Regions from separate parts of the Mus musculus genome. Here regions 2, 3 and 4 are each linked to region 1. The links are chromatin loops, found by intact Hi-C in ENCODE. Cell type or tissue: left cerebral cortex. All regions are shown on one strand. Links, peaks and the distances in the headings refer to the core of each region. The heading gives the core; the rest is flanking DNA. Region 1 holds the start of Gli2 (GLI-Kruppel family member GLI2). Region 2 overlaps Gli2 (GLI-Kruppel family member GLI2). Region 3 has its middle 140 kb from the start of Tfcp2l1. Region 4 overlaps Gli2 (GLI-Kruppel family member GLI2).

Evidence for each region. A loop is a pair of places that touch in the nucleus more often than their neighbours do. Peaks named below come from ENCODE experiments on the same cell type or tissue, not always from the same donor. Only the 100,000 strongest peaks of a DNase experiment are listed, where the experiment ranks them.
Region 2: a loop joins it to region 1, with 2.4 times the contacts of the local background. A loop is called at or near these places in 7 of 42 quality-filtered maps.
Region 3: a loop joins it to region 1, with 4 times the contacts of the local background. A loop is called at or near these places in 6 of 42 quality-filtered maps.
Region 4: it touches region 1 in a loop (5-fold over the local background); 5 of 42 quality-filtered maps call a loop at or near these places.

Annotation. Positions count from the first base shown.
Region 1 is chr1:119,050,011-119,057,488 of GRCm38, forward strand. Gli2 (GLI-Kruppel family member GLI2) reads right to left here and starts at 3,609. Exons shown (of 14, transcript NM_001081125.1): 1 at 3,292-3,609. In left cerebral cortex, for the core only: a CTCF peak has its summit at 3,700; DNase peaks (open chromatin) are centred at 1,834, 2,216, 3,645 and 4,202; H3K4me3 peaks cover 2,847 bases; H3K27ac peaks cover 1,425 bases.
Region 2 is chr1:118,972,271-118,979,748 of GRCm38, forward strand. The region is part of intron 2 of Gli2 (GLI-Kruppel family member GLI2); the gene reads right to left. Among named protein-coding and RNA genes, the nearest start is that of Gm51642, 15 kb to the left of the region's middle. In left cerebral cortex, for the core only: no CTCF peak of the experiment used is centred there; a DNase peak (open chromatin) is centred at 4,440.
Region 3 is chr1:118,764,596-118,772,073 of GRCm38, forward strand. No RefSeq gene overlaps it. Among named protein-coding and RNA genes, the nearest start is that of Tfcp2l1, 140 kb to the left of the region's middle. In left cerebral cortex, for the core only: a CTCF peak has its summit at 4,437; a DNase peak (open chromatin) is centred at 4,440.
Region 4 is chr1:118,905,876-118,913,353 of GRCm38, forward strand. All of the region lies in intron 2 of Gli2 (GLI-Kruppel family member GLI2), which reads right to left. Among named protein-coding and RNA genes, the nearest start is that of Mir6346, 45 kb to the right of the region's middle. In left cerebral cortex, for the core only: no CTCF peak of the experiment used is centred there; DNase peaks (open chromatin) are centred at 1,802, 3,399, 4,996 and 5,393; H3K27ac peaks cover 452 bases.

The DNA.
Region 1 (7,478 bases), core at 1,484-6,483:
GGCATTCCTCACATGTCCATGCCTCTGATGCTTAGTGAAAAGAAGAAAGGAGGGAGTTGCTTCCCTGGGGTTCCCTTTCAATGGGCCCTGGCCCAGCAGCTGCAGCTGTCCACAGTGAAGTCCACCTGGCCTCTGGCCCCTGATGTGCCAGTTAACAGGCTACAGGTAGACCTCCCACCCAAGACCCCCGCCTAAAGACACAGGGAAAGCAGCCCCACCTTGTTCCCTGCGGTTTGCACCAGCGAAGGCCAGCTGCACCCACAAGGTTTTAGGACTCTGTTTTTGAGCTTTAACAAGCCAGCTGGGTGTGAGGGGTCACAGCCGCATTCACAGTGCATACAACAACCTCATGGTCTCATTTAAAGGGAACTGCTAGTGTCTGGGCACTGAAGTTTTCCGGGAGTGGAATGCTGAGGGAAGAAGAGTACTTAGTGTAGGCAAATATCCAATTTTGTCTGCCTGCTTGCAGACTGTCCCGGATTCACTAATCCAGCCCCAGGGGCTGCACTGTGTACAGGGCTCTTGTAGAAGTACAAAAAAAGAGTGAAGTATTTGTGTATTTTTCAGGCTGCAGTGCAAACAAGCCAGCTACAGAACACAGCCCCTGAGACCCCCACAGCAGCTAGGAAATGAGCCTGTGACCAGTAACCACACACACACACACACACACACACACACACACACACACAAACACACCCTCTTACAATTATGCAACTCAAAAGCACACCCTCTTTGATTGCTCAGTGCTCAATGTTCTTCCAAGCCTGCAAGGCCCAAGGAACATCCTGAGAAAGTGAAGCTAACTCCATATACACTTCAAGGTGGTCCTCCTTCCAAGCAAGCCCGGCTTGAATTTGGGAGAAGACCTCAGTGAGTCTGAATTCTGTGCATATTTCCACCATCTCAGTTCCCACCTAAGCACAGAAACAGATCTATCAATCCCAGTCCCAGTTCGTTCATGGAGGAGTCCAGCCCTGGGTGGGAAGATACTTGCTTCCCATCGGCCTCTCCCACAGATACAGGACAAAGACAAGAGCAGATCTCCTACAGGGCACAGTACACAGAACCTTCTTCTGTGTGTTGTGACTCTAAGCCCCCTAGAATCAGGAAATACCTCATGACATTTGGGGGCATCCTAAGTCTCCCTAAACATAATTAATGTTAAAACTCATCAGGTGAGCTTTCCATACAGCAGGCAGCGTCTGAGTAGAAACTGTATCCTGAAGAGGCCATACCCAACTCTTGGAACCCTCTAGAGAGAAGGAGCTGGTTGGAGAAAGGGAAAGCAAGATGTAGAGACTCTAGGAGTGAAGCCTTTAGCAGGAGGGGTCTGCGTGGTTTAGATTAGACATTCTGGGATTAGTGCCCAGGATAGAACAGAAGCTGGGAGAAAGCAAGAGCCTCAAAACTCAAAGCGAGTAAGCATCAGGAATGTTTCCTCCTACTTGGGGGAGACCAATCCAGGTAGGAACACAATGTATTCCCTCCCCAATTCCAGACCAACTGAGCCATTGAAGGGGCTAGTCCCCCAGACACACGGAAGCCTACTCAAAAAGGGAAACCGCAGCCAAGGTGAGGAAATGGGCGGGGAGGGGGCTCGAAGGAGAGGTGGCTAGAACAAACAGATAACATCAGGGAGACTTGTGACAAGCCCGCCTATTCTGCCCGCTATCCCCCCCGTGCTGTATATTTTGGATTTCACCGTTTATTTACTTTTCTTTTTTGGCACCGAGCCCCCGGAGCATGCCAATACAATATTTGTTTAAACACTATTTTATGCCGCTTGCGAGGGAAACGTTTACTTTCAAATTCTCCAACATCCCCCAGAGCCTCGTCTGCAAACAGCATATGAGCGTTTTACAACTGTTCCCTTTATCTGAAGCTGTGGGGATTAAACCTTTACACGCCCAGCGAGGGCGGAGGGGCAAGGGGCCCAGGACATCGTGCGGCCACCGAACAGCAAGATGAAGGATGCCCCAGCTGGGGAACAGAGAGGTACAGAACCCATCCCTTCCCAGTCTCTGAAGGATGAGACTACCAAGAGAAGTCTCTCCTACCCCTGCTCCAACTGGGATCGGCTCTGGGAATCACAGGACAGTTACACACACAGACACACACACAAAGCCTGGAAGGAGAGGCGCCCTGGGGGATCCCCACAAACTCCTTGCGTCTCTGTAGCCAGGTCACTCGAGGTGAAGCGCAAGGGCTCCATCCTTAGTGTCCTCAAGCTCTAAAAGTCAGGTTTCCTAGGAAATGAGAGCAATTGCTGCCGGGCTGAAAAGGAGCCCAGTTGGGTGGACTTCCAGCTCCCGGCGCGGCGGGAGCCCTCTCGAACTCACTCAAGCACACGGTCCCTCCCCCCACCCCCAATCCCGGAGGAAAAAAAACGCTCCCCTCTCTCTAAACCCTTAATAGGATTGGCGCCCAACTCTGTCCGCGCCGCTCCTCATCCATCACACACAGATCAAGTTGCAGTAGTGGATTTTTCAAATTCCTCAGCAAATATACTTGTTGAGAGATTGCTTGGGGGGTGTTAAGTGGGGGCTAGGATGAAAGCGAGGAGTAGGGGGAACCGATCCCTCGGCGAAGGATTACGCGTGGATCCATTCTGGAAGTCAAGGGGATCTGGAGACCTAGGATAAGAGAGAAAGGTAAGGAAGCCAGAACCGAGGTCCAGAGACTGGCGGCGGAGGGAAGGGGCAACAGGGTTCAACGAGAGGGAAAGAAGGAAGAAAGAAAAGACTGGCTCCTGGACGCGGACTCGCAGCGCGGAGAAGTAGAGTTGCAAGTTTCCAAGTGGCCGGCGGCGGTTGCAGCACACCGCACAGTCCCACAGGCGCGCTCCCAGCTGCCCATCTAAGGGAGCTTCGGCGCACCCCAGCCCCCACGTCGCCCCCAAACAGTTCCAGGCTCCAAGCGGTACCACCGGTCAAAGACCGGCCTACCCGAGCAACCCAAGAACAAGAAGCACTTCCCCTCAAGTGGAGGGCTGTGGTAATAAAATCGACCCCGGCCACGAGTTCTGATCCCCAAGATCCTCCTTAAGCCCTGCCGCTGCTGGACCAGGGCACTAATCAGGGTTGCCTTCTTTAGCCGGCCCCCCTAAAATCAGTGTCACGATCTCGATTCCGGTAAACGGATGAGAGACACTCCAAGACCGCCACAGCATCTCAGCCGAAGCTGGCCAGGCTAGGAAGTGCTTCGCCACCAAGAGTAAGGGGAGGAAAAAAAAAAAAAGAAAGAAAGAAAGAAAAGAAAAAAGGAAGGGTGGGAAGGCCAATGCAACTTTACCGAGGAGACAAAAGTTTGCCTCTAGCATGCAGGTGGCCTCTCGGGCGCCGGGCAGTGGTTGCAGGGCCCCATCCCAACTTGGCTGGAGTGGGGCTGCCGAGTGCGGGGGCTCCGGCTGCCGGGGCGGGGCTGGCCAGGCAGAGGAGGGGACCAAGGCGGGCGGGGGACTCGGGCAGTCCCTAAGGACACCAGGCCAGCAGCTCCGGGCGGCTGCGATGCTACGCACGACCCGTGCTCCTTCCTCTGGCTCCTCCTCGCCTTCCTCCGCGTCCTCTGTAGCCGCCGCCGCCGCCTCCCGCTCCTCCTCGAAGTCTCATTGATGAGAGGAGTTTGAAAAAAAGTCCGCGGAGCCGTGCTGCCTCGGCTGGCGAACGCCGGCACTCATGCAATCCATCAGCGTCTCTGGGATGGCGCAGCGCCCCCGCGCGCTGAGCTTGGGCAAACCCTGATCGTCGCGTCCTTAGCTTGCCCGCCCCGCCGCGTGCACCCTGCCTCTGAGGCTGGGGGTGGGGGGACACCACCCTGGAGGGGGATTGCCAGCGGGCGAACACAGACTCTCCCCCACCTCAGCTCCAGCAAGGAAAGCACCCCTTCGGAAAGTTCCAGCGGGGGACCAGAGAACCCAGGAGTTAGGGAGTGGGGGTGGGGGGTGACGACCCAGACGCCACTCTGGAGGAGAAGAGCTGGGACTATCGCAGATTCTTCCAACCCAGTTCGGAGGAAATAAAGCACCCCTACCAGAAAGTTCCAGCTACAGGAGCACACGCCAGTCTCAAACACTTTTTCTAAGGCGCCGGGTTGGGGGGTTGCTAACTCAAGTCAGATGAGCTCCGGAGCTCGGGCGCTGCGACTGCTGGTTTCAATATCTGAACTCCCCCTTTCTTCCCAACCCCCTCAGCCCTCCGCTGGTTGTTCCCAAAACTCCCGGATCCTCTGTGCGCCGTAGCAGAAGGAAGACACGTGGGTTGGGAAGCAAGACTGGATTCACGCAGGCCCTCGTCGCCCGGGCAGCTAGTGCAGGTGCCCGGGGTCCCAGGCGCCCCTCGCCATGGCTCGCTCACGCCGCCATCTGAGAGCACGCCGGCGACAAGTGACGCCAACCTTAGGCTTGCTGCTTATGTTTTGCAGTGAGAGGGGTCTTTCTTTCTTTCTTTCTTTCTTTCTTTCTTTCTTTCTTTCTTTCTTTCTTTCTTTTTCTTTTTCTTTTTCTTTTTTTTCTCTTTTTTTTTTAATCCCGGAGACTCCATTGAAGCTGCTGCAGCCAGATGGAAGTAATCAGAGGGAGAAGGAAGAATTAGGCTCACCGAAGTTGCAGGCCAAAGTGTAGATGAGGCTGTTCATGAAAGCATTTGCTTAAGTAGCCCCGGCTTTCCATACAGTCCAGAACTGTCCACTCCAAGAAGCAAGCAGGCAGCAAATGGCCGTGCCCTCCCAAGCCATGGGACTCAGCTTCCTCTCCTGGGCTCTGCTCTTAGAAAGCTGCCCGCGGGACTTCTTTATATTTCTTCCTGAGGTCTAGTTCCTTTGTATTGCTTAGCCTGCCATAGGGTATCCTCCTTTTAAAGGTGGAGTGACTGATGCCTGAGGACGCTTAGAAACTTGCCCACAATAATCTAAGGTCGGTCCATTTAAATAGAGGTGTCCTGTTGAGAATGTTGGTCACATCTCTTTCGAGCCCCTCCTTCTCAAAGCAAGAGAACCAAGCCTCCAGACCAATTCCACCCTGCCTTAGAGAAAGCTCCTTCTCAGCCCATGTTACTCACTGATTGGATCACTGTTGGTGGACGGCACAGTTTACACCGTGGGCTCTCCCTTAGCTTTATTTGTTTCTGCAAGTCAGTATCTATTTTATGAAATAGCCCAAGGCATTCCAAATGCTATGGATACTCTCCTTCCGAGGTCCACTTCCAAGACCCTGAGTTTTACATTTAAAGTTTATATTCCACATATTGATTTTGTGGGACAGGGTGTGAGGTCACAGTCCTCTGGCAGCAGTCAGAGGACAGGGCAGAGGGGGCTGTTTCTCTCCTTCTGTCATGTGGGTGCTGAGGACCCCACCCAGGCTCGCAGCAAGCACCTTTGCTGGCCTAGTCTTTTACTGACCTTGACTTACTTTTTAACAGAAGGGGAAGTGCTGTGTCCCATTCTTCCTTTCTTGTTACCTTCCTTCTTGATCTAGAGCGGGGAAGGGCAGAGATGCTACAAGGATTTGATGCTAACTTTGTCTTCCCCAAAGTCATCTTCCCAGGTTGGAAGTCAGGGGGAGTGGGGGTGGGGAGGTGACAAGGTGTTCAAATGGAAAACTTTCTGGTGTGGCGATACATGGTGGGGTGTGACAGGACGTTTTTCTGAGAAGATGCAGCTTGTGTCTACTTCTCTGCCCCTCACACCCAGGGAGGAACCCACAATAGTCCAAAGTGTGGATACCACTGCAGTCTGACTTGGTGAACCCATGAGGTTTGTGTCTTACAGGCTGTGGATGAGGAGTTACTTACAGGAACGGAAATGACTCAAAGACCAGCTGCACACTGAAGCCCACCCCAGTGTGGGGACAGCTTACCAAGCTGGGAACCTGTGCACCAGGCGGCTCAACAGACTGGAGAGTGTCCTGTGCTCTCCATGCCTCAGTGGGGCTAAACCTCTTCCAGACAACCAGCCGCTGTCTGCTTCTTTCAGGCTGCTGCTCTGGTGTCCAGACTTTGCCCCTTTGGCTTGTCTGAGCGTCTCCTTGGCAGCCCAATTTCTTCATGTGAGGGAGACTCTCAACTTTTATTATTTATGCTGGCAGGGAGGGGCCTAGTGATTCTGGTAAGTTCCAGGGCCTTCCTGAAGCTATTTTGAGTTGTTTACCTTCCTGTTCAAAGAGTTTCCCTGTAGGGTGGACTCTCTTTCAATCTCAGAGGAAACCTAAGTTAGGCAAGTGCCTTCGGTCCTAAGACTCCAGAGGCAGACAGACCTCTGAGGGTGAGAAGCTAGCCTGGTCTACACTGCCAGTTCCAGACCAGCCAGGGTCATACAATGAGACCCTGTCTTTAAAAACAAAAAGAATAATAATAAAAATAAAACCTTACAGAAGTCAGTACGGAAAATGTGGGATAAAGGCCATGGAGAAGGGCCAGAAGTCAGGGCACTTGGTGTGGATCTATTCTGACTTGATTGGATCCCTAGGACTCACGTAAAGTCAGGACAGACTCCAGCAGATTGTCCTCTGACCTCTACGTACCATCTGTGACATTTGAGCCCCGCCCCCAATACATGTAAACAAACCCCAGAAAAACAGAAAGAGATATCTGAAGGAGGCTGGCTTTTTCCTTTAAATGTCAGAACATCAGATGGTCACTCCTCCCGGCTGCTTCTTCTCACTCCCGCTGAGCTTTCCGAACATAGACAGCAAAAGTGAACCCTCTCCCTCCCTTGGCTGCATTTAATGACGCCATTCATATGGGCCCTGTGAAGCCAGGACTCCTTTCTCCTGGCTGGAATATTAGCGGAGTCAGCTGATTACTTCATTAAAGCTTGTCTCTGTGGGTTTCTTTGCGTTGTAAAGTTTGTGGAGAAATCTAAACAAATCAGCATCTGGAGAAAGAGGGAGAGATTGCTCTTTCTCTGTTTTTCTTCTCGGACCAGCTCAACTCCTGCCAGAATCCAGGCCCTCACCAAACCTTCCTGGCTTATTTTGGCAAGACAGTGGTAGCAGAGATGAAGGTGGAAATGTTTGGGGTTTGAGGGGAGCTGAGAAAACAGCACATCCCACTGTCTGCAGATGGTCAGAAGAGGTGCTCGCTTATCCCAGAGCTTATACTCAGTGTAGGGCATTAGTCAAGTCCGGCTTTCTTCTGCAGCTTTCTGTGTAGCCAGTGCTAGTGTCGTGACACCCACCATGGTGAGTAGCACCCACAGCATCCCTCCTTCCCTATGCTTCATAGTGATAAAGATGGACAGGGATGGAGGAAGTGGAAATGGCTTTTCTTGTCCTTCTTGGTGATTTGAATAGGATGTTTCCTGTAGTCTCATCCACTGCAATGCTTAGTTACCAGTGAATGGAATTGTTTGGGAAGAATTAGGAGGTGTGGCCTTGTAGGAAAAGGTCTGTCACTGGGAGTGAGCTTTGAGGTTTCAAAACCCACCAATACCCTCTTCTTTTCCTCCTCTTCTCTTTCCCTCTCCTCCTCCTGCCATTATGATAA
Region 2 (7,478 bases), core at 2,029-7,028, 77 kb before region 1:
CTCCTTCACCCATCAGTGACCTGTAAGCAGTCTTACACACAGTGCATGCATAGTCAGACACACGCAAGCATGTATACCCTGCCCACAACTAGCTAACAGGGGTGGAACCCTGCTGTGAAACCTGCATATAGGTTTACAAATGTCACCCCACTCTGGTCTCTGAGCACCCAAAGACCTCAAGAAATGCTCTTAGTGAGCCAGAAGTGGAAGTGACAGAAGCAAGAGGCCTGGAGAGCTCATACAGACCCCCCTACCCCACACTAAAGACCTAGGATCTCCTACCAAGCTTGCCCACACTTCCCTACCTAGCAGACACTTGGGAAAGTGGTGAGGCACCCTATTATGGGATGCTAATGTGGGCCAATGAGGGTAAGATTCTCAGAGAGGCATCAATGTTCATCTTATTTAGGAGTCAAGCACACCCTAGCAGGCTGCAATGCTTAACGCTAACTGTCAACTTGGTAGGGTCAAGAGCCTATCTAGGAGACAAGCCCCCTAGTCTGTGAGGGCCTTTCTAGATTGGGCTGACTGAGGTGGGAAGGCCCACCCTTACTATGGGTGGTTATGTTTTCTAGGCTGGGTCCTAAAATACATAAAAGACGGGGTGGGGAACAAACTGAGCACGAACACTTATTTCTCTGTGACTACAGAGGCAAGATCACCAGCCGTGCCAAGTTCCTGCCACCATGTCTTCTCTGCCACCGCGCACTGTGTACCCTTAGACTGTGAGCCAAAACAAACCTCTCCTTAAGTTGCTTTGCTGGGTATCTTGTCATAGCACCGAGTAAAGTAGCTAACACAACCCTGATTCCCAAATTGGGACAAAGATGGCTCCCCAGAGACACAGCTATAGGCAGAGGTGGCAGCTACACATGGACTACTGTGGTAAACTCTTTGGCAACTGGGTGCTGTTCATCTGGCAGAGCTGATGTGGCTCTCTGGACACATGAGTGCATGTGTGTTAAGTGTGTGAGAAACGTAAGGACCGTGTGTATGCACATGTTCCGATGTGTGAGGGGTGTGTACAGGTGTGAAGGTACAAGTATGTGCGGATATGGATGACAAGGTTGCACACATGTGCATGCACATGTGGCTGCCAATGTGTGTGAAGGATTCAGGGGATGCATGTGTGTGATAATAGTTGGTGCACAAGTGTACATGTATGTGTGGTACATACGTACATAGGTTTTGGCTAAGGATGGGGAATGTATGCATGCAGATTGTGTTTGACAAGTAGGTCTGTGAGAAGGCTGTGCATGTCTCTGGTGTGGAGCATGCAAACACATGAAGTGTGTGGTCCAGCCCAGCCTGGTGAGCTGGGGACACCTTTGGAATGGTTGTAAGGAACAATGACTACGGGCAATCATTTAAGGAAGCTGGTTGTCACAGAGAAGAGCAGTGTAGGATCCCTTTTAACATCAGGAGAAATGGAGTGAGGCTGTCAAGGGGGCTCAGGGGCAAGGCTGCTCGCTGCCAAGCCCCACGACAGCGTGAGTTCTATCAGCAGGACTGACATGGCAGGAAGGAGAAAGGACTCCGCACATACAGTGCGGCATGCAGCCACCCTCCCCCGCTGCACAGATGTGTAATTTGCAGGAGGAAAATGGAATGATTCAGTAAACTCCAGCATCCAACCAAATACACCCTGGCTTCTGCTTCGTCCACAATTTGTTTAGAAGCACACTTTCACCTTCATGGCCAATACCACCACCAAGTGTTCTCTGTGCGCCTGGGGCTGTGATGAATGGGAATTTAACTTTCATTTCTTTCCAGGGTCCAGACCTGGAGAAGACAGAGGGCAGGGTTAAAAGAAATGGTCTGGCGAAGGCACAATAACCCTGGGGGCTGGACACACAGCCAGGGCAGGAAAGAGGCGAACTCACCTTTAATTGCTGCTTCCCCAAATCACCTCAGCTACTGTAACCCTGGGTTCCTAGCTCCCTTCACAAACAGAAACAGGGATCACTTAAATGTCTAAAGTCTTTGTGTTCCTCACCCGGAAGCCTTAGCATGTCTTTGGGGTTGACAGCTCTAATGACATAGACATCTCCAGGCAAGGGAGACCAGACTCCAGTAAGAGGCTGGCTTCACAGTTACTCCATCTTCATCTACAGCAGCATTTCCTCAGAAGAGCCAGCTGGCCCAGGGCTCCCGACCCCAGCAGGCCTTCCTCACAAATAAAACGACATGGGGTCAAACCAGGGTATAAGGTCTGAAAGCTTTAAAAATCCATGAGTCTTTGAACAAGCTCTATACAGATTCTTTTAAAGTATTTCTTTTTCTTTTTTTTTTTTTTAAATGTGTTGAAAGGGCTGGGGCTGAATCTCAGTTAGCAGAACATTTACCTTGTATGCACAGGGCTCCAGGTTCTATCCCCAGCACTGCCTGAGCCAGGTGTGACAGTGCACATCTGTAATGCTGACACCTGGGCAGTAGAGGCCACAGGACCAGCACTTCAAGCTCATCATTGGCATCATAATTACTTTGAGGCCAACCTGGGCTACATGAGACCCTGTCTACAAAAAAATGCTAGTAAACTATAAAAAAAAGTTAAATTTCCCATTATAATCTTTTTATACATTGTTTAACTTGTATTTATTTTCTCATTGGGAAGGAGGCACCCATGCAACTGAGCACATGGAGGACAGAGGACAACCTCTAGAAGCAGGTTCTCATCTTCTGCCACGTGAGGCCCAGGGACAGCTCCGGTTATCAGGTTTGGTGCCCACTGAGTTGTGTTGGCTGAGTCGTGTTGGTTATGCCGGCCTCCACTATAGCCATCTTTACCACCAGCCCAGGGGTGTGGTTTATCCTGCGTGATCTCAGCACCACCTCCAGAACCTTCTTTGCCATCCCACCTCCACTTGCAGGCTGAGCTTCTTTGCCATCATCCATGACGTACCCATCTCTTCCTGTCATTCGCCTCTGCTTACTTTCTTCCTCTATGAGTAGACTGACTACAGTTGGGAAGGCACAGGGCACTGCTCAAGAATCACATGTGGGGTGCAGGATGGCTCAGCAGTTAAGAGAATCTGTTGCTCTTGAAGCGGACATAGGTTCAGTTCCTAACACCCACACAGGGGTTCACAACTATCCATAACTACAGTTCTAGGGGATCATAGAACCTCTTCTCATATCTGTGGGTACCAGGCATGCATGTTATGCACATATACATATGCACACAAAACACTCGCACACATTAAAAAGAAAAGAAAATAATCAAACACTACATATCTCCTTGTAACTGGCGTATTGCACTCGGCACCATATCTCCATGGTTTGAGGTTATAGCATGAGTCAGGGTTCCTCCCTCTTCAAAGCTGACTGATAGTCCACCCAATCTACAGACTACACTTTGCTCACTCACTGTGATGGTTTGTATATGCTTGGGCCAGGGAGTGGCACTATTTGGAGGTATAATCTTGTTGGAGTAGTTGTGTCAATGTGGGTGTGGGCTTCCTAGTCCTAGCTGCCTGGAAGTCAGTCTTCCACTAGCAGCCTTCAGAAGAAGATGCAGAGCTCTCTGCTCCTCCTGCACCGTGCCTGCCTGGGTGCTGCCATGCTCCTGCCTTGATGGTAATGGACTGAACCTCTGAACCAGCCCCAATTAAATATTGTCTTTATATTGTTGCCTTGGTCACGGTGTCTGTTCATAGCAGTAAAATCCTAACGAAGACACCCACTTGCCCATCAGTGGACACTCAGATTGATTCCCAATGGGTCCTCAGTTATCCCTGGGCAACACCACCAAGAGATGAGCCACTCCTTCTTTTGTCATTGCCCAGGGTGGTTTAGATTAACAAAAAGCAGCCAGGCAGTGGTGGTGCACGCCTTTAATCCCAGTACTTGGGTGGATTTCTGAGTTCAAGGCCAGCTTGGTCTACAGAGTGAATTCCAGGACAGCCAGGACTACACAGAAAAACAAAACAAAACAAAAATAAAACAAAACCAAAAACCAAAAAACAAGCAACGGCTTTGCTGATCATGGTCTTAGCTCCAAATCCACTCCCCACCTATGTGACCAGGAGTACTCAGATCACAGGTCCCTAATCTGGAAAACAGGAAAGAACACAGAGGAACCCTGCCTTTGGAAGTTCCTACTAGAGATCTGTTGAAATCCTCAAGTGAGGCCCAGTCAAGAGAAAGTAGGCCTAGCTGAGGAGTCTCTGTACTGTAGGGCATCCCCACTACCTCCCTAGCCAAGGGCAATGGAAAGTGTGCACTGAGTCTGGTACACACAGACTGTGTGGATGGAAACCCAGAAACAGGATGCATGGAAATGCTAGTCAGAAAGGCCCACCGTGTGGCTAAAGAAAGCTTACTTGACGGTGACCATGAATGTGAAGTAATGGAGGCTGACTAGCATGGTTTGCCTCTGCTGGCAGCTTCCCAGAACCCATCACGGTCTCCTCTCTCTGACTCACTCAGTGCGATGTGTGCTACAAGCAACCTAGCTGCCTCCAGACAGGACCTGGCTGCCACCCAAGGCCCTGCTCCCTCACAGCAGAGTCATCACGGGATAGTCTCCCAGTGTGTCCAGCTGTGAGGGCTTGGGGGAGCCTCACTCCTGGTGTTCTGTCCCACACTGGGACGCTGCTGGACCACAGCTGACACACAAGGCTCTAAACAGCTCAGGCTCACGTAGAGACATCTGTCAACCAGCAGACACGGGCGGAAGCAGGGTCCCTGTGATCACCCGCCCAGCTATGCCCAGTTTATCCAAACATCCGACTGCTGGTGGCAGGGAGGATGGGCCTGGAGGGCAGAAGGCAGCAAGCTGGATGGGGAGACAAGTCATCGGAGCTGACTACAGGGGGCTGGGGTTCTTGCTTCACAAGCACAGAGCCCTGGGCCTGTTCACCCAGCATAAGCCAGGCGTATGGAACACACTTGGAATCTCAGCATTCTGGAGCTGGGGGCAGCAGGACCAGCAGGTTCCTAGAGAGGTGGGCACTGCTCCTGAGTGAGGCAGAGGCTCCACACACTTTGCAGGACATAGGATACTGCTGGGCTACACCTGAAATGGATGATTCTGTCTGGAGGGGATGGTGTGAACAAGGAACATCCAGGTTCTCATGACACCTGGAATCACAGGCATGCAACAACCACACCCAGTTTATGCAGGGCTGAGGATGGGACCCAGGGCCTCAAGTACACTAGGCAAGTACCCTAGGAACTAAATGATAAAGACGGTAAGAAGTTAACGTTACCCTCACTATACCCAGGTCAGGGGAAAGACATAGTCTATTTCCTCACTGTAGACCTAATCACCTTCCCCACCCGACAGACCTCACAGGCTTGTTTGCTTGTTCTGTCTCCTTCACACATGCTGTGTGACCAAGAACAAATGGCTTAACCTCTCTGAACTTAGTTTTTACTGCTGTTTCCACTGCTTAGAAGATAGCTCAAGGCCAGGCATATGGTTCAGTGAGTAGAGGCACCTGAAGCATAAGCCTAAGGACCTGAGTTCAATCCCACGAACCCACATAGGAAGTAAGATGCAGCTGTACACATCTGTAATCCAGAGAATCAATCTGCGGACGCTCACAGGCCAGCTAGCCTGGAGTCTACTTCACAACCAGGAGAAGTGAGACCTGCCTCAACAAGGCAGGAGAACTGACTCCCAAATGTTCTCTCTGAGCCCCACACATAGGTGCTCACGCTCACTAATTATATGTGCACGTGTGTGTGTTTTAAGAAGGCACCCCAACAAAAACCCAGCCAGTACTGGCCGCTTTGACTTCCAGAGCCAACAAGTCAGAAAAGTCTTTTTCTCCTGTATCAAATAAAGTTAACTTGCTACAGAACTCCATTAATTAATGAATCTCGGATTTGTGGTTTGTTTGTTTTGGAGACAGGGTCTCATGTGGTCTAGAGAACTTCAAACTGTATGCAGGGGGGGATAAGCCTTACCTTCTCCCAACACAGGAATTACAGGCACACATCTCTATGCCCAGTTTCTGCAGGGCTGGGGATGGCACCCAGGGCCTCGAGCTCCCTCAACAACCACCATAGGAACGAAGCTACACCCCAGGCCAACACACTGCTTTTGGCCCATAAAGCATAAATAGTTTTGATCTGTGCCTAGTTTTATAGGAATGGGGCCAAGGGCTGCCACGTACGTAAATCCTTCTATGGGGACAGAAAAGGCAGCTCCTCTCAGACTGAATGATTGCCACTGTCCCTGTGGTCTCAGCCTGTCAGAATCCCACAAGCATCTCTCCCTCTACCTAGCCTCATCCTCTGAGTCCTAAGCAAGGCAGCTCTCCTCTTTCAGCCAAAGTCAGGGAAATCAGCGTTCTCTACAAGAGACTCCAGCAAGAGCCGGGCAGTGGTGGCGCACACCTTTAATCCCAGCACTTGGGAGGCAGAGGCAGGCGGATTTCTGAGTTCGAGGCCAGCCTGCTCTACAAAGTGAGTTCCAGGACAGCCAGGGCTGTACAGAGAAACCCTGTCTCGAACCCCCCCCCAAAAAAGAGACACTCCAAAAAACCCTCTGAACCTTACCTACATATGAGGTATTCTGTGCATGTCCCCAGGCCACCCATGCTCATTCATAGTCGCCACAAACCACTACAAGTGGCCAATCAGAGGGATCTGCCGTGTGCATCTGACTCTTCCCACGGAAGCACAGAAACAGGTTTCAGTATCTGCTGACCTCCTTCTCTTTCATGCCTATTGAGTACGCGGGCACTGTCCCTAGAAATGCTAACGGGGGTCTCCCTATCTGTTCCTGACTCCAGCCCCTTCACCCCAACAGAGCAGTTGGGTTTATAGGTTTAGCACTGCTGTAGGTTGTTATATTATGCAAGACCAGGGGCGGTTCCCACGACAGAAATTAAAAAGAGATTCAAATAAATGATCTTTGGCTATGAGATAGCATCCCTGCAGAGCTTGCTATAATCGGGACCAGAGGAGGGGTGTAGCCACTGCCCTTCTTACATCCTTGGCTCTAGAAGCAAGATAAAGGAGCAGAGCAAAGTGGGGGGCTCACCTCATCACCCCTAAGCCTGTCTCTCATCATGAACTCAACCTGCTCAGCATCTCAGATGAGAGCTTCTGGGGTCCACCATACCCGGGCTGTGCATTGGAAATCTCCACTGGGGAAGGAGGAAAGGCAAGGTAAGAGATCTGGATGACCTCAGACTGCATTGTGGATGAAAACAGGAATCCCATGCTTTAGGAATTAACTGTGTGTGTGTGTGTGTGTGTGTGTGTGTGTGTGTGTGTGTGTGTGTATTTTTGTTGTCAATTTCAGAACTATCCTGGCAAAGTTAAGTCCTGAATAGAAAGAAAAGACGGAGGCAGGAGGATGAGAAACTCAAGGTCATCCTCTAACACAGAGAGATCAACAGGGCAACCTGGACTGGAGAGATGAAAGAAGGGAGGGGAGGAAGGAAAAAGGGAAGTAACTAGGAGAGGGAAAGGAAGTAGGCAAAAGGGAGGGAGGAAGCGAGGTGGGAAAGGAAGGAAGGAAA
Region 3 (7,478 bases), core at 1,400-6,399, 290 kb before region 1:
ATGTTCTATGGGGGTGTGGTGAGGTATGGGGAAGGGGAGGTCTCAGCAGGCCCATGCCAAGGCATCCCTTCCCCCGAGGGACCAGCCACACGACGACGGTATAGTATAGAATAGAGTTTATTCAGGGAATGGGGAGGGGAGTTATGAGGGTAGTAGAGGCAGAGGAAGGCAGAGAGAGAGAGAGAGAGAGAGAGAGAGAGAGAGAGAGAGAGAGAGAGAAAGAGAGAGAGTAGAGAAGTAGAGGCCAGCTATGAGCATGTGGAGAGAGAGGGGGAAGAGAATGGGGAGAGAGGGGGGAATGGAAGAGCAAGGGAGCAAGAGCCCAAGAGAGCAAGAAAGGAACAAGAGAGGGAGGAGGGGGCAAGCAGCCCCTTTTATAGCCGGTCAGGCCTACCTGGCTGTTGCCAGGTAACTGTGGGGTAGAGTTTAGACAGAATGCTAACAAGTACCATGTTCTTGTCTTGTTACTGTGTGGTTGAAGGAAGGTGGGTCTGGGCGCTGCCTTTGCAATCACCTTCAGGCCACAAGCACTGCCCTGCCAGGGTCTGGGACAGTTCTGCTCCTGGGGGACCATTTGCCCCTTCTGGGATGATGAGAACATGCCACCAGGCCAGACTTTTTTGTGTGTGTGTGCATTCTGGGGGCTGAACTTAGGCCCTTGTACTTGGAAGGCAAATGCCTTACGGATTGAGTTATATTCTCAGGCCTGCCTCCTTTTCTGAGACAGAGTCTCATGTACCCCAGGCAGACTACTAATTCTCTATGTAGCTTATATGATATGAACTTCTGTCTCTACCTCCTGAAAGTTAGGATTATAGGTATGTACCAGCACACTCGTCTGTCTAGTGCTGGGAATGGAAACCAGGCCTTTGTGCGTGCCAGGCAAGCGCACCACCAACTGACATACTACACCTAAGCCCTGGGGGTGGGGGTGGGGGGAGAGTTTGCAAGATGTTTTCGAGTCACGTACATTGACAGGTTCTTAAAATTGATATCCCCTCCCCCGCCAAACACTTGTGTCGAAATATTTTGTTGCTGTGCCTCACGTGGGCACCTGCACGTCCCTTCTGCTGATTCCCCCATGTGGCGTGGCTTTGAGAAGCCCAGTTCTGGCTGGGTCCCAAGTGCTGAGGCAGCAGAGCTTGCCAACCTGATTGTTGCATGGCTGGTCGTAGCTCATGTTCCTGCCTTCCTGAGGGATTTAGCGCCTACTCATCATCAGTTGAAGTGTCAAGGACTCTTTTGCTGGAGGAAATAAACTTGCATCTTGCACTTTTTACCTGTAGGAATGTAATTGTCATTCAATCTGTCACCTGCCAGAGAGATGGCTGTGCCTTCCTTTCCGTAGAACAGCCTCTCTGCAGGTTAGAAGAAGAGAACTGAGAAGTCTTGGCGTTCAGCGAATGGGGTCCTTTGAAAATACATTTTTATTACACCTCTTTAGTGTGTACACATGTGTGCACACTAGAGAGAGCACACGTGTGCATGCAGGATCACAGCACAGGACACTCTGGAGGTCAGAGGACAACTGTCAGACGCAGCTTCTCCTTCCACTGAGTGGGTCCTGGGGAGTGAACCCATCTTCAGGCTTGTTGTGTGTCCTTACCTGCTGGGCCATCCCACTGGACCCAGAGTTGGGGAGGCTGTGAATGAAATACAAAGGAGTTGACTGTGATGGTGGACAGCCAGAGAAGTGCAGAAGACAAAGGTGAGCAGACCCAGGCCTCGGTTCCCCCCTCCCAGCCTCACAAGGTCAAAGGAAATAGAGTGCTTACAAGAATGTAATATCGCTGTTTGGATCCGACTGGACCTACTGCTTCACCTCCATCCTTCTGGGCTTCCATATAAGCACACAGAGTCACGGGAACACACTGAGCAAGGTCAGGGCTCTTGCCCTCCCAGCATTAGCACTGATCGATCTCTGCAATGGCCGCTGTTGCTTCTGCTTCCTCTTCCTCATCGTCCAGCTTAGCAAAAAATGTATGTGTATGTGTTTTCAGGTCCCTAGGAAACCCAATTTTCCCAAATTCCAAAAGGTAGAAGGGACACATGGCTGTCTGTGGTTTCTATTAGCACACCAAAGGTCAGGCTGGCCTCCAGACTCCCTTCATATCACAGCGCCTGTTACAGGGTTAGGGTTTATCCTGGCTCTTCTCACTCCTCCCCCACCCTAGCTCCTCTAGCTCACCGCGTTCCCTCCCACCTCACTATTCACTCTTATAACCATGTTAGACATGATCGCTTTCTTTGTCTTTCCCTCTCTGTTTTTGTCTCTCTCTGCCTCTCTTTTCCCCATTCTCTGCTCTCCTGCACTCCCCTGATATCTGTCCCCCACCCCCCTTCTCCTCTGTTCCTGTTTCTCTCCTGGCCAGTCAGATCCAGTCTGCTGGCCACGATCAGTCTCCTACTTTTTCTCTCTGCTGCACACTCCTCCAGATGCTTCTGGCTGCTCTCTCCATCACAGCTTTAATAAAAGTCTTCTGTCTCAACCATACAATGGAGCAGTCGTGTTGTCAGTTAATACATTTGTCTGTCTATGCACCTGTGTGTGGGTGCCTGGAGCTCAGAAGAGAGCACTAGGTCTCCTGGAGCTACAGGCAGTTGTGAGCTGCCCAGGAACTGCACTCTGGTTCTCTAGGAGAACAGCAAACACTAGTAAATGCTAAGCCATTTCTTCAGCACCCCTCCCCATTTTAAGACAAAGTGTCATGTAATTTGGGCAGACATTGAACTTACTATGTAACCAAGGATGACCTTAAACCCCTGTGTAAATGTTGTGTTCTTCTGTGGCTACTAGCAACACACTATGTTTGTTGTGGCATTTGGAAGGCGGTGACTGAGGTGCTATGCAGGGAATGTATAGCCCCAGTGGTGCCTAAGTTGAATGACATGAGCTACAGGCTTAGGGGGAATTCCACTCAGGTGCAAACACTCTGTCATGGGAATGGCCATTTCTTCCCAGAAGGTCACACTTCATTTTTAGCAATCACTGAAACCCCCTAAACAGGCCTTTAGACAAATCCTGGCCTTGGTATGCCTGTCATCTTACCCAGGTGGCAGAGTCAGGCCTTAAGTGGGAGGTGGCGGCATGGACTACAGATGCTGCCAGTGTCCTCTCCTCTACCTGGGAACTCAGCTTCCAGTCTCCTGCCATTTGAATCTTATCAGAGCTGTCGTCCTCTGACAGAGTCTCCCTACTGCCCCAGATTCGCCACCCAGAATGCCTTGCTTATCACTAAACCAACTCCCTCAGCCCATCTAACCAGAGAGATAGAAACTAGAGAGGAGGATACAGATGGCTGTCTATTATGTGCTGATGTTAGTAGTGTTGCTAGGGTTACAGTCTGGGCCCTACAGCCCTAACAAGCCATGCTCAGCAGCCCATTCGCAATAGGCTAATTAGACCAGAAATAGTGAAAAGCAGAGGGAGGGGAGTTATTCACAGTGGCTATGGAGGTGAGTGACCCTTTAACAAGACCTTCGAGTTTAAATAGAGGGCCAGAGGTATGTATGGCTAAGCCTTGCAGGAGCTTGGTCCAGTCCCTCCCTGACCTCACCGTCCCTCCCTCACTGATGTGGCCCCGCCCTTCACTGATGTGGCCCCGCCCCTCACTGGTCTATTCCTGTCTCACTTCCACTCTCTCCTGTAAGGTGGTCTGACAAGTTATCAACATCCTGTGAGGTCTCTTCCTGGGACACAAGCTCCCCTCTGGCTAGCACCAGGATCCCTGTCTACTCTCTCAGTACTCCTGGGGAAATGCCAATCTCGTGGGATCCATTGTCTCAGTAGTCTGATAGCCAAAGGGAGGCGAGCAGATGTCTCTACAGAATAGCTTTATTTTTGCTAGAACTGTAACACTTGTTTCCTCAAGAGGGACTATATTTACAAGTGGCCCCTCAACAGCTGTCCCCTCTGGGACATCTCCTGGACAACTTTGTCTTCTGTCTTTATTTCTCCTTTATAAACACATGGATCTTTCTGTCCACCTCCCCAACCCCTGCCATCCCCTAAAGGAAGCCCTGAAGCCATTTGTCTCATTGCCTGAATCTGAATCTGGCTCCCCAGAGATCAGCACTACAATCCTAACCCAGTGCTCTTTGTAAACAGATACCAGGGGTTGGGAAGATGGCTTAGTCAGTATAATTCTTGTCTTGGAGGTGTGAGGACAAAACCGCCTCCTGTAGTGGGATATACTTATAATTCCAGCACTGTGGAGACAGACAGGTCCCTGGGCCTCACTAGCCAGCCACCCTAACCAACTTGGTAAGTTCCAGGCTAAAGAGACCTTGACTCAAAATACAAGGTGGATAACATTTGAAGAACAACGTCCCAGGTTGCTCTCCGGCCTATACACACAAGTATATACATATCCAGATACAAAAATGCAGTTGCACACACAAGCTCCTTTTTGGTTGCAGTAGGAGAGAAAGAACACTAAGGGGCGCTATTGGGCCACTTTCAGCTCCTTCCTCTTCAAACTTCCAATGCTCTGGACTGCCCCAGATCTTTTGAATCTCCAAGCACACCTGTATTGAAAAAAAACCCTACATCTATGTCTTCCTAGATGCTCACATCCCCAAATTCTGGGCCACACCTTCGGACTCCCCAGATGTTAGATCCCTAATTTCTCAAACCATCCCAGCCCCAGACCCTTACGCTCGAAGTCCTCAGACTGTCAGCTCCAGGTCCCTGTGACCTGCAGCTTTCCCTGCCCCTGTCAAGAGTTCATGCCCTCGCTGCTCTACCTCTGGACTCCTAGACTCCTAGATGCAGAAACCTTGCACACTGCAGTCTTCAGATCCTTCCAGAGTCCTCATAAGTGTCCTGGTAGGAACGACTCTATTCTAAAAGGACACGTGCTCCTCTGTCAGACTATTGAGATGATGCACCCCCCCCCCAAATTGAGAACTTCCCCAAGCACCTCATGTTGGGAGAAGATAATGGCTGAAGGCTGGTGCCAGCCAGAGGGGGAGCTTGTCTCCCAGAAAGAGATTTCACACAGTTCTGACAGCTTGACAGACTACCTTGCAAGAGAGATGTGAGCTCAGACAGGGATGGAGGGCAGGACCACACCTTGACCGGGACAGCTTAGTTATGCACCGCTCTTGCCCTCTGTTTAAACCTGAACCTCATGAGTGCCCTGAAGATGGAGTTAGTGGGAGAAGTGGATGTCTTTATTTGTTCCACTCCCCAGCGCAGCCCCAGTGAGTAGACCCTCTCTTCTCTGCAATTCGGCATCACTTGAGTGTTTAAGTGTCCTATGGAGGGCAGGTGGTTCTAACAACTCCAGTAACTTGTAGACCCCTCAGAGCAATCAGGCTTCTACAACCTCCCACAGACCCCTAGACTCTACACAGCTAGAGACCCTGGGCTCAACTTACCCCACTTCTACCAGCCCCCCAACTCTCCACGCCAACATCTGTGCCCTTCAGTCACACAGTATCCTCATCCGAGGCCCTGGGGGAGTTCTGTGCCAGGGATCTGGGTGTTGGTCACCCCATGAACTGGAAGATGGGTGCCTGCCTGTCTTTGGTGACAGCCATTACACTAAAGCTCTGGAACCCTGCCACCAACCGACCCACATTCTTCATAGAGGAGTAAACAAAAGCATTGTGGGAAAGAGGAATTATTCTGTTCCCTGGCATTTTAGTAGCAGAACCGCAGGCTGTCCACTGTAGGGCACTTACAGTAGTGCCTGGTATACAGTAAGTGCTCAACAAATGCTGGCTATCATTAGCATTACTGGAACCCACACACTCAAATCAGCAGTCTTGGCTACTACCCGGGCTGACCTTGCCCAAGGCCCAATTTGAGACTGTTCTATCTTCCTACTGTTTAGATTATGGGAGTTGGCCCAGGGTATCATAGTCAACACAGTTCACGATTAAAACCAGAACTAAGACAGGGGAAGGTGCCTCAGTTGGTAACGTGCTTGCCATCCAAGCATGAAGACCTGAGTTTGAGATCCAGGATCTAAGTGGGGAAGCCAGGTGTAGTCTGAGTGCACTGATGAGCGGTCAGGTGCTTGCTGCGAACCTGGCAACCTGAATGTGATCTCTGAGATACACGTGGTGGACGGAGAAAACTAACTCCTGCAAGCTGTCCTTTGATCATCACATATGCCCCGTGTCACATATGCATGCACACAAGTATACACACATGCACACACACGCACACGCACACGCACACGCGCACACACACACACACACACACACACACACGACCAAGACACCTCTAAGTCATGCTGCCCTTGCTTAAAGTCTGGTCTCCTGGACAAGCCAAGGAAGGAAGCAGACTGGTCCAGCACAACACATGCCTTCACAGGTGAGGGAAGAGGCACCAGGTAGTGAGCTGTGATTGGCCTGAAGCAACAGCGGGGACACAGGCAGGACTAGGCACTGCTGCAGCTCTTTATTGCTCAGTGAAACGCCTGGGAGGTCTGCCTACACTGAGACCTCAAACACTGGGCTGCTCCACCTGGCAGACACATCCTAGGCTGGGGGAACACCCCGGGGTCTGGCTCACTATGCTCAGCCTGAGTGAAGAGGCTCTGAAGTACTCCTGTCCCCAAGTTCTGAAAGAGCCATTCCTTCCTATCTCCACATTCTACTTGTGATAGCGGTGCTGTCAACTTGACAGGACCTAGCATGGCCTAGGAGACCAACCTCTGCTCATGTCTGTGAGGGAGTTTCTAGGTTGGGTTGCTTGCGGTGGGAGGACCCACCCTTGCTGTGAATGGTACCGTCCCATGACTAGAGATCCCAGTCGGAATAAAAAGGAGAAAGTGAGCTGAGCCCCAGCAGCCATCTCTCTCTGCTTCCCACCTTTGGATGTCATGTGACCAGCCGTCTCACCATGGTGTACGGTGCCCTCGAACTGAGAGCCCTGCTTAGCCCTCCTATGCAAGCTGCTCTCACCGGGTATTTGGCCCCGCCCTTCACGCCGGCGAGTATACATCCTAGCCAACTCTCCTCTTGGAAGTTCATGATGGCATCGTAACTTTAGTAGGGTCCCCAGACAAACTCCTGTTACCCTTTAGCCTTTTGGTCTATTGTCATTGGTCCCGTGGCTTTGGCAAACTTCACTCATCTGAATTTGGACAGTAACCCATGAAGGATATGGGGTGTTAACAAACCTACAACAGCCCCAGAAATATGGGCTCCATGTAGCCAAGGATGGCCTTGGACTTTTGATCTCTTGCCATCGATTCTCAAATGCTGGGATTCCAGACTTGTGCCACCAGGGCTACTTTATGCAGTGCTGGGGATGGAACCCAAGGCCTTGTACACACCAGGCAAGCTCTCCATCCTCTGGATAAATGTCTCCTGCCCTTTATCCCTCAAGCTCAGAGGTTCTCAACCTTTCTAACGCTGCCACTCTTTGATACGGTTCCTCATGTTGTGATGATCCCAACTGTAAAATTACTTTAATTGCTACTTCATAGCTGTAATTTTGCTACTGCTATTAATCGTGTGTC
Region 4 (7,478 bases), core at 1,475-6,474, 140 kb before region 1:
AATCCCGCTGGAAGACGGACACAGGCAGGCTCCTAAAGCTCATCGGCCAGTCAGCTTAACATATGTGGTAAGCTCCAGGCCACTGAGACCCTGTCTCAACAGAACAGGTGAGACTGTACCCCAAACTCTTCTTTACCCTCTACACACACACACACACACACACACACACACTTCTCATGGGTTATGAAGGAGTGAAAAGTTAACACTTACATACAGTAAGAGCTTTTATTTATTTGTGTGTGTGTGTGTGTGTGTGTGTGTGTGTGTGTTTATTTGAGAAAGGGTTTCTCAGTGTGGCCCTGGTTGTACTGAAACTTGATCTGTAGACCAGGCTGGTCTTGAACTCACAAGAGATCTGCCCACCTCTGTCTCCTGAGTGGTGGGATTAAAGTGGTGCACCACGCCTGCCTGGCTAGAACTTTTAATCCTAGTTAGGAAATTAGAACTAACTAATGAAATAACTGGATACAACCCCAAAGTTCTGCCAAGGGCAAGTGATTAGGTGACGTTTAGACCAATCCTTTAAGAATTCTACGTGAATAATGTCCCAGGGGCTCCAACAGCTTCTTTTGGCATCAGAACTCACTGCACATATGTGGCTGGTGCTCATGCAAACAAGCAGGTCCATGTATATACACGATACAAAAAATAAATAGATTCCCAAAAGAGGATGAACTGCCAATGCCGTGATACTGAAACACTGAGCAACTTCTGTCTTGTCCCCTGTCCCTGTATGTACACTTGCCCTTTTGTCTCCACCTTTCAAGGGGCAGCACAGAGCTGCAGCTTCGGACCCTGGGCGTCTAGCCTCAGATCGTGAGCATGCTGCACATTTGCATGCATGTGTGTGTGTGTGTGTGTGTGTGTGTGTGTGTGTGTGTGTGTGTGTGTGTTATATGCATATGTGTGTACAGGTGTGTGTATGCATATGTAGGCTGGAAGTCTTCAACTGGTGTCCTTGTCAATCACACACAATCAGATCTCTCACTGAACCTGAACCTCACCAATTCCTTTGGACTACCTAGCTAGCAAGCCCCCAGGGACCCCCCTGTCTCTGCCCCTCCTATAGTGAGATTATAGATGTAGGCAACCACACCTGGCTTCTTACCTAAGTGCTGGGGATCCAAACTCAAGTCTTCATGCTTGCACAAAAGTGCATTGCCAACTGAGCCATCTTACCAACCCCCAGATCACTTTTCTTTATAAATTACTGGCCTTGGGGGCTGCAAATTTAGCTCAGTGGTTAAAAGCACAGCTCACAACCACTTCCAACTGTAGCTCGGGGACACCCAACCACTGCCCCACTGCCCCACTCCCCACTAAATAAATAAGTAAATTATTGACCTTAGCTATTTTGTTCTTTCTTCAGAAAATGGACTAGAACAGGTTAATTTTATATAAAGGACAGCTCACTGTCTTCTTTCTCGAATGGGTCCATGCTGGCTCCTGAGTCCCAGGGTCCTTCCCAGAGATAATAACTGGAGCCATGAAGAGTCGAAGGGCCTACCGACTATCATCCTCCGCAGCAGACACTACTTCTCCAGCACAGCCAGACTGACAGGATAAATCAATGGCAAGGACACTGTCACCCCGCCAACCTGATCCACTCAATTTTCCTGTGAATTTAGCAGCCTGTGTACTTTGTAAGAACCCAATTGTATCCTGACACTTTTTAAATGATGCTTTTTTAGATCCTGCTATAATTTATCTTTTACTTGGGAACAGCTCTACTTCCATAACCATTTGGAAGAAAGAGAGTTGGAGTGTGGGGGAACCACACCACAGTGGCTTGGCTTCATTTATAACAGTCCACACTCAGTAAAACACACGGAATAGAGGTTTGCCAAATGTGAATTCCATGTCAACGGCCCGTCTGGGTAAAACTTGAGTGGTTTTAGTTTGAAAGAAAATACACATTTCAGAGATGTTTACAGAGTCGAGTCGGAACGAGGATAAGCTTGTGGGTGTGTGAGAAAGAACATATGTGGGTGTAAACAAACCCCGAAGCTAAGATTTGTACTCATCAGGAAAAGGGCTCCGTTTTCCTCTTTTTACTCAGAGAGATAACTGTGCGTGTATTTACATGTGAGCATGTATGTGTGAGTGCTTGGTATTTGTTTATATGTGTATGCATATGCATATATGTGCGTGCATGCATGTGTGATGTATGTTCATGTGTGAGCATGTATGTGTGTATATGTACATGTGTATACATATGTGTGCATGTGTAGGTACACATGTGTTATGTGTTCACATGTGTGCTGGTATGTATGGTTAACTTCAGGCTTTTTCCTCTACTGCTCTCCACTTTACTTTTGAGACAGGAATTCTCACTAACCCTGCAGCACAGGAAGCCGGCTAGACTGAGCTTGAGGGATCTATTATGTCTAACCCCCACCCGGAGCACTGGTGTGACAGGGTATACTATGCCCAGTTTTTACGTGGGTGCTGTGAACCGAAAGTTAGGTCTTTATGCTTGTGTGGCTGCTGTCACAACCACAGCCATGTCTCTAACCTGAAAGAGATGATTTCCAATCTGTGAAAACTCAACGTGAAGTGAGGCACCACGAAGACTCTCTGGGGGATGTCCCGCCTCAGTCTCAGCCTTAATATCTGCCCTTGAACTTGGTGGCCAAGGAGTCATCCCCAGCTTCTCCATTCAACAAAACATTCGACAGTCATACTTCTGCAGCTTGAATAGAGCTCTGGCCACATGAGTCACTTGACTATTTTATCCAGGGGCAGGGGCAGGAGCAGGGGCCATAAATAACAGTCAGGGAAAAGTGAATTGTGTTTAGCTGGATCCTAAAAGGATCATTTAAGTTTGTTTACACAGTCATCTTGGTGTATCAAGGAAACTGAGGCCGCAATGACCCCTACCTAGCGTGGCCAAGTCAGTTGGAGAGACTTCCATGACGACGGATGCCACGGTTGGGGAAATGGCTCAGTGGGTAAAGCACTTGCTTCAGAAGCCTGAGGGATTTGGCTTCAGGCTCCCAGAACCCATACGAACAGAGATGCAGTAATAAATCGAAATTCAGCGTGGTCGAGCCCAGGGCTCCTGCAGTGAGATGGGAGACTTACCAGAACCTCATGGTGAATAAAAGACCTTGCCTCAAACAAGGTGGAAGACAGGCATGGACTCAGAACCTGGATCCCAGTAAACTTCCCACAACACTTTGTCTATTGTCCCTGAGTCAGAAACCTCCTAGTTCCCTGGGGTTGGGTGGGCAAGTCAAGAAACACAAGAGACCAGCACCTCACAACCTCAGAGTGAGAAATGTTGGCGTGCCCCACAGCAGCAAGGTCCTTGGGAAGGGAGCCCTCACTCTGGGGGGAGGGGCTCCTACAAAGGACCCTTGTCCACTGGTAAAGTCATTTAAATTCTCCTGCAGACCCACACCTGGGTTGGATGCCAGCTTGAGGAAACAGCCGCATTTGTTCTAACTGGGCAGACCTCATTTCCAAGGCGCTTTCCATCTGTTACCTGACATGACCCTCTGGAGCCTCAGTGAGAAGCAAGATGGGAGCTGTCCTTCTCAATGGCCCAAGGAAGGAAGACAACACCATGCTGGAGTTCTGGGACGGTGTGTGTGGGGACTTTCTCAAGAGCTGTCACACACCCCACATGGTTCTCTACAGCCCAATCCAGCCCCCAGGTGCCTTCCAGCTTGTCTCCTAGGTGACTCTATATCCTGTCAAGTTGAAAGTCAATGACTATCCACCACACCCAGCAGAGGTTCCTACAGGTACAGGCAGGGAAAGTACTCCACTTCTGAGTAAAGGGTCAAGATGGGAAGCATGGTTTTGTCCACAACTGCTTGAAGCAAGAGATGCCACCCCATTTGTGGCATCCCACACTTCTCCCCCCTTGAGCCCCCTCCAGAACACAGATATAGACCCACCAAACGGGTATGAGGTGTGACCTTAGCATAAGGACTGACCAGGAGCAGTCTAGAAGGAACAAGAGGGGAAGAGAATGCACAGGAGGAACAAGACCAGGACTGCTGAGAGCTACAGACCACAATTCTGTCAAACCAGGGGCATGAGGGCTCCAAGTAGCCCTTCTTTGTGACAACATATGCATCTGTTACAAAAAGCACACGGTAAAACTAAGCCAAGCTGAGGAAACGGCTCAGTTGGGAAAGCAGTCGTGAAGACCTGAGCCTGATCCCCTGTAACCAGTGTCTAAATGTGGAGCAAGGTGGCACATGCTTAGAATTCCAACTCTAGAGAGGCAGAGACAGAAGGATACCTGGGGCTCAAAAAGCTGGCCATCTGATTGGTGGGTTTGAGGTCAATAAGAGACCCTGTCTCAAAAGAGGTGGACAGCTTTCCTGAGGATGATGTCCATTGTATCCTTTGGCCTACACACACACATACACACACACACACACACACACACACACACGCACGAACTCGCACCTGCATGAACACACAAAGACATGAATAATAAAATAAAACAAGGTAAAAAGTAAATAAGTTTTGTTGAGATCTCAGAGACTGGGTAAACATCTGGAGAAACCGATTACATCCCACATTAAAACTTGGCAGTGGAGCTGGAGAGACAGCTCAACAGGTAAGGGCACTTGCTGCTCTTCTAGAGGACCAGAGTTCAAATTCCAGCACCCACATCAGGCAGCTCACATCCAGTCACTTGTAATTCTAGCTTTAAGGGGGTCCAATGTCCTCTTCTGATCTCTAGGGACACTGACACACATATGCTACACACACACACACACACACACACACACACACACCTGAAAATAAAGCACTAAAAAAATAAAGTGTTCACAATAAGCAATAAGTGGGATTGTCAGGCAGCAAGCAACATGAATTGCAAATGCCCCTAAACTCAGCTGGAGCCACCACAAAACCCTGGCAATTCCCAGACAGTCACCGCAACGGGCCTCTCCTAGGCAGTGATTAATATGCAGTCGACTGAGAGGAAAGCCTTCCTTCTGCCAGTGGGAAGGAGGAGGAGGTCAGGTGGCTCTTCCCAGAATCAGGAGACTGTCTGCCATATACAATCTTGCTCCGTGCAGGCTTGGTCAGTACCGGGGCTTATGCAGAAGAAACAGCTTTGCCCAGTATTCCCCAGAGCCAGCTCCGCAAAGGCCTAAGGAGGCGCAATCCGAGGGAGATCACCACTCAGCTGCCCTGCAGGAATGGAGCTCAGAGGCCTGTCCATCTTTTTAGTGACCTGCTTCTGAGAGTTTCTTCATCCTTCCTTTCTTTTTTCCCTTTGGTAATTCCTTCTAAGACACTGCCCTGAATACGGAATCACTTGTTCTTGTAGGGCTCAGACCAACTCCTGTCACTTTCTTTTTTAGGGTACGCAAGACTTACAATTCCCAGTTTTCTATGGGGGAGCTGAGCCAGAAGTAACCGCTTTGCAATGCTCTGAATAGAACCAGTTCTCAGAAGATCCTTCAAGAAGGCTCAGCTGCTGGGCTGCAGGCGCCCAGCAGGAATCTCCATTGTCAGGGAGCCACACACAGGCCCGGAGGGGGAGGAGGTGAGGGGGATCTTGGGGCCACCTACTTTTGAAAATGAACCCTCTTTGGGGGTTGGGTTTGAATGCTTACCTAGGGCCCTCCCTCCCTTCTCCATCCAATACTAAGAGCAAAAAACCCCCGCCAGGCTTAGATAGATGTCAGCCAGCACGTACGTGTACACACACACACACACACACACACACACACACACCCCAATAGAAATGAGAAACAGTGGGCTGGCAAGATGGCTCAGCCCATAAAGGTGCTTTCTGCACAAGCTTCATGACCCAGTGACTGGAGAGTTTAATCCCTCCAATCCCTGTAAAGGTAGAAGGTGAGAACTGACTCCACAGAGCTGTCTTTTGACCTCTACACATATACTTAAGCACATCCATAACCCCCCCCCCAACCCCGACACACACATACCACGGATGCACACATTACAATAATAAACAAAATTTAAAAACTAGAAGAAACAAAAGCACTGACAACCCACGGCAACCTAGCCACTCTCCCAAACCACTTGAGGACTTGCTAAGATGCTTTAATATCTTAGAAAGTCACCTCAGTCTATAATGGAATAATGGTGTACACTCCTAAGCAGACCACTGGCCCCATGTCACAGGGAAGTCGTTTTGTAGAGGAGCACTCTATGGCCCTCTAGATTTCCAATCCACTGATTCAAAGCTGCAGGAAGCCTACCTCATCATGTCCCCAATATGACCCCAAGATAGGGACATTAGTAAGAGTGACTTGCTTTGGAGACAGTGGGACACCTCCAGGACATTGGGGACAAGTGGCCAGGGGTGGTAAGGGGGCATCAGCTGACATCTGTTATCTATGGGAAACATGCCTGTTGGGCCATACTGTGTGTACCAGACACCCTGACAGCAGGCCAGAAATGGGGGGGATAGCTCAGGTGACAGACAGGCAAGCAGCAGGATCCACAGCAACTGTGTAGCAGGACGGACAGAGTGTGGATTATACACCCATGTTCCCAAGGGCAAACAGAGGTCTGGACACTGTCCTCCTACTTGTGTGTCCATCAGGGACACTAACTGTGTGACCTTAAGGTTCCTCACTCCCTCCAGACCTGGGACCCCAATCCCTTTCCTGAGAAAAACCTCGCTCTGTGGAACCAGAGAACCTTCATGAGATCATAAACCAAGAGGGGCACAACTAGAGGACTTGAACAAAGACACCAAATCTCCCGTCCCTTCCCCTGCCCTCCCCTTCTTTAAGCGGAGATGGAGTTCAAGCTCAGACCATCCCGAACAACTCTGGTTGATACACCTCCCCAGGAACACCTTCTCTGCTCTATACCAGTGTGCTATTCCACAGGCAAGCCAAGCGGCCCTTCCTCCAGGAAGGCTCCCTGGCTTTCTCTTCCCCCCACCTTGGCCTCACCTCAGCACTCACTGTTGGGTGAAATTCACCTGTGACTTGTCACAGCTCCTGACTGGGCATCACTTATGTTCATCTCATCTGCTCTATCCCCACTGGCAGGTGCCCAAAACCTACTTTTTCATTTGCCTTGTGCCCAGTGGGTGCCCAAGAAATTTTGCTGATAAGTGGACTGGACAGAGAATGAGAAATCAGACACAATACTGGGAACTGTTCAGAAAAAAAAAAATCTCCAAGAAGTGAGTGGACGTGGCTAAGACAGGCAGAAGATGCTTGTCCTGGCTCCTCCCCACCACCTGGCTCCAGCTCCCTGAAGCTGATTCTTGGTGTGTGTGCGCATGTGCACACACTCTCATTTCTAAGACCCTGTAACCTGTCACAATAGAGTAAGCACAGATGTCTCGGGGATGGGCGGTGGGGGGGAGAGCGCGAGCACTCACCATGCCTCACCATCCCAAACACAAACTGGCAGAGCTGTGCTCCTAACCCCACCCCCCATCCCCCAACACCAGGCTTCATGGGAAACACACCACTTCCAGTCTGCATGCCTATAGCTGTTGTCTACCCCTTCCCTGA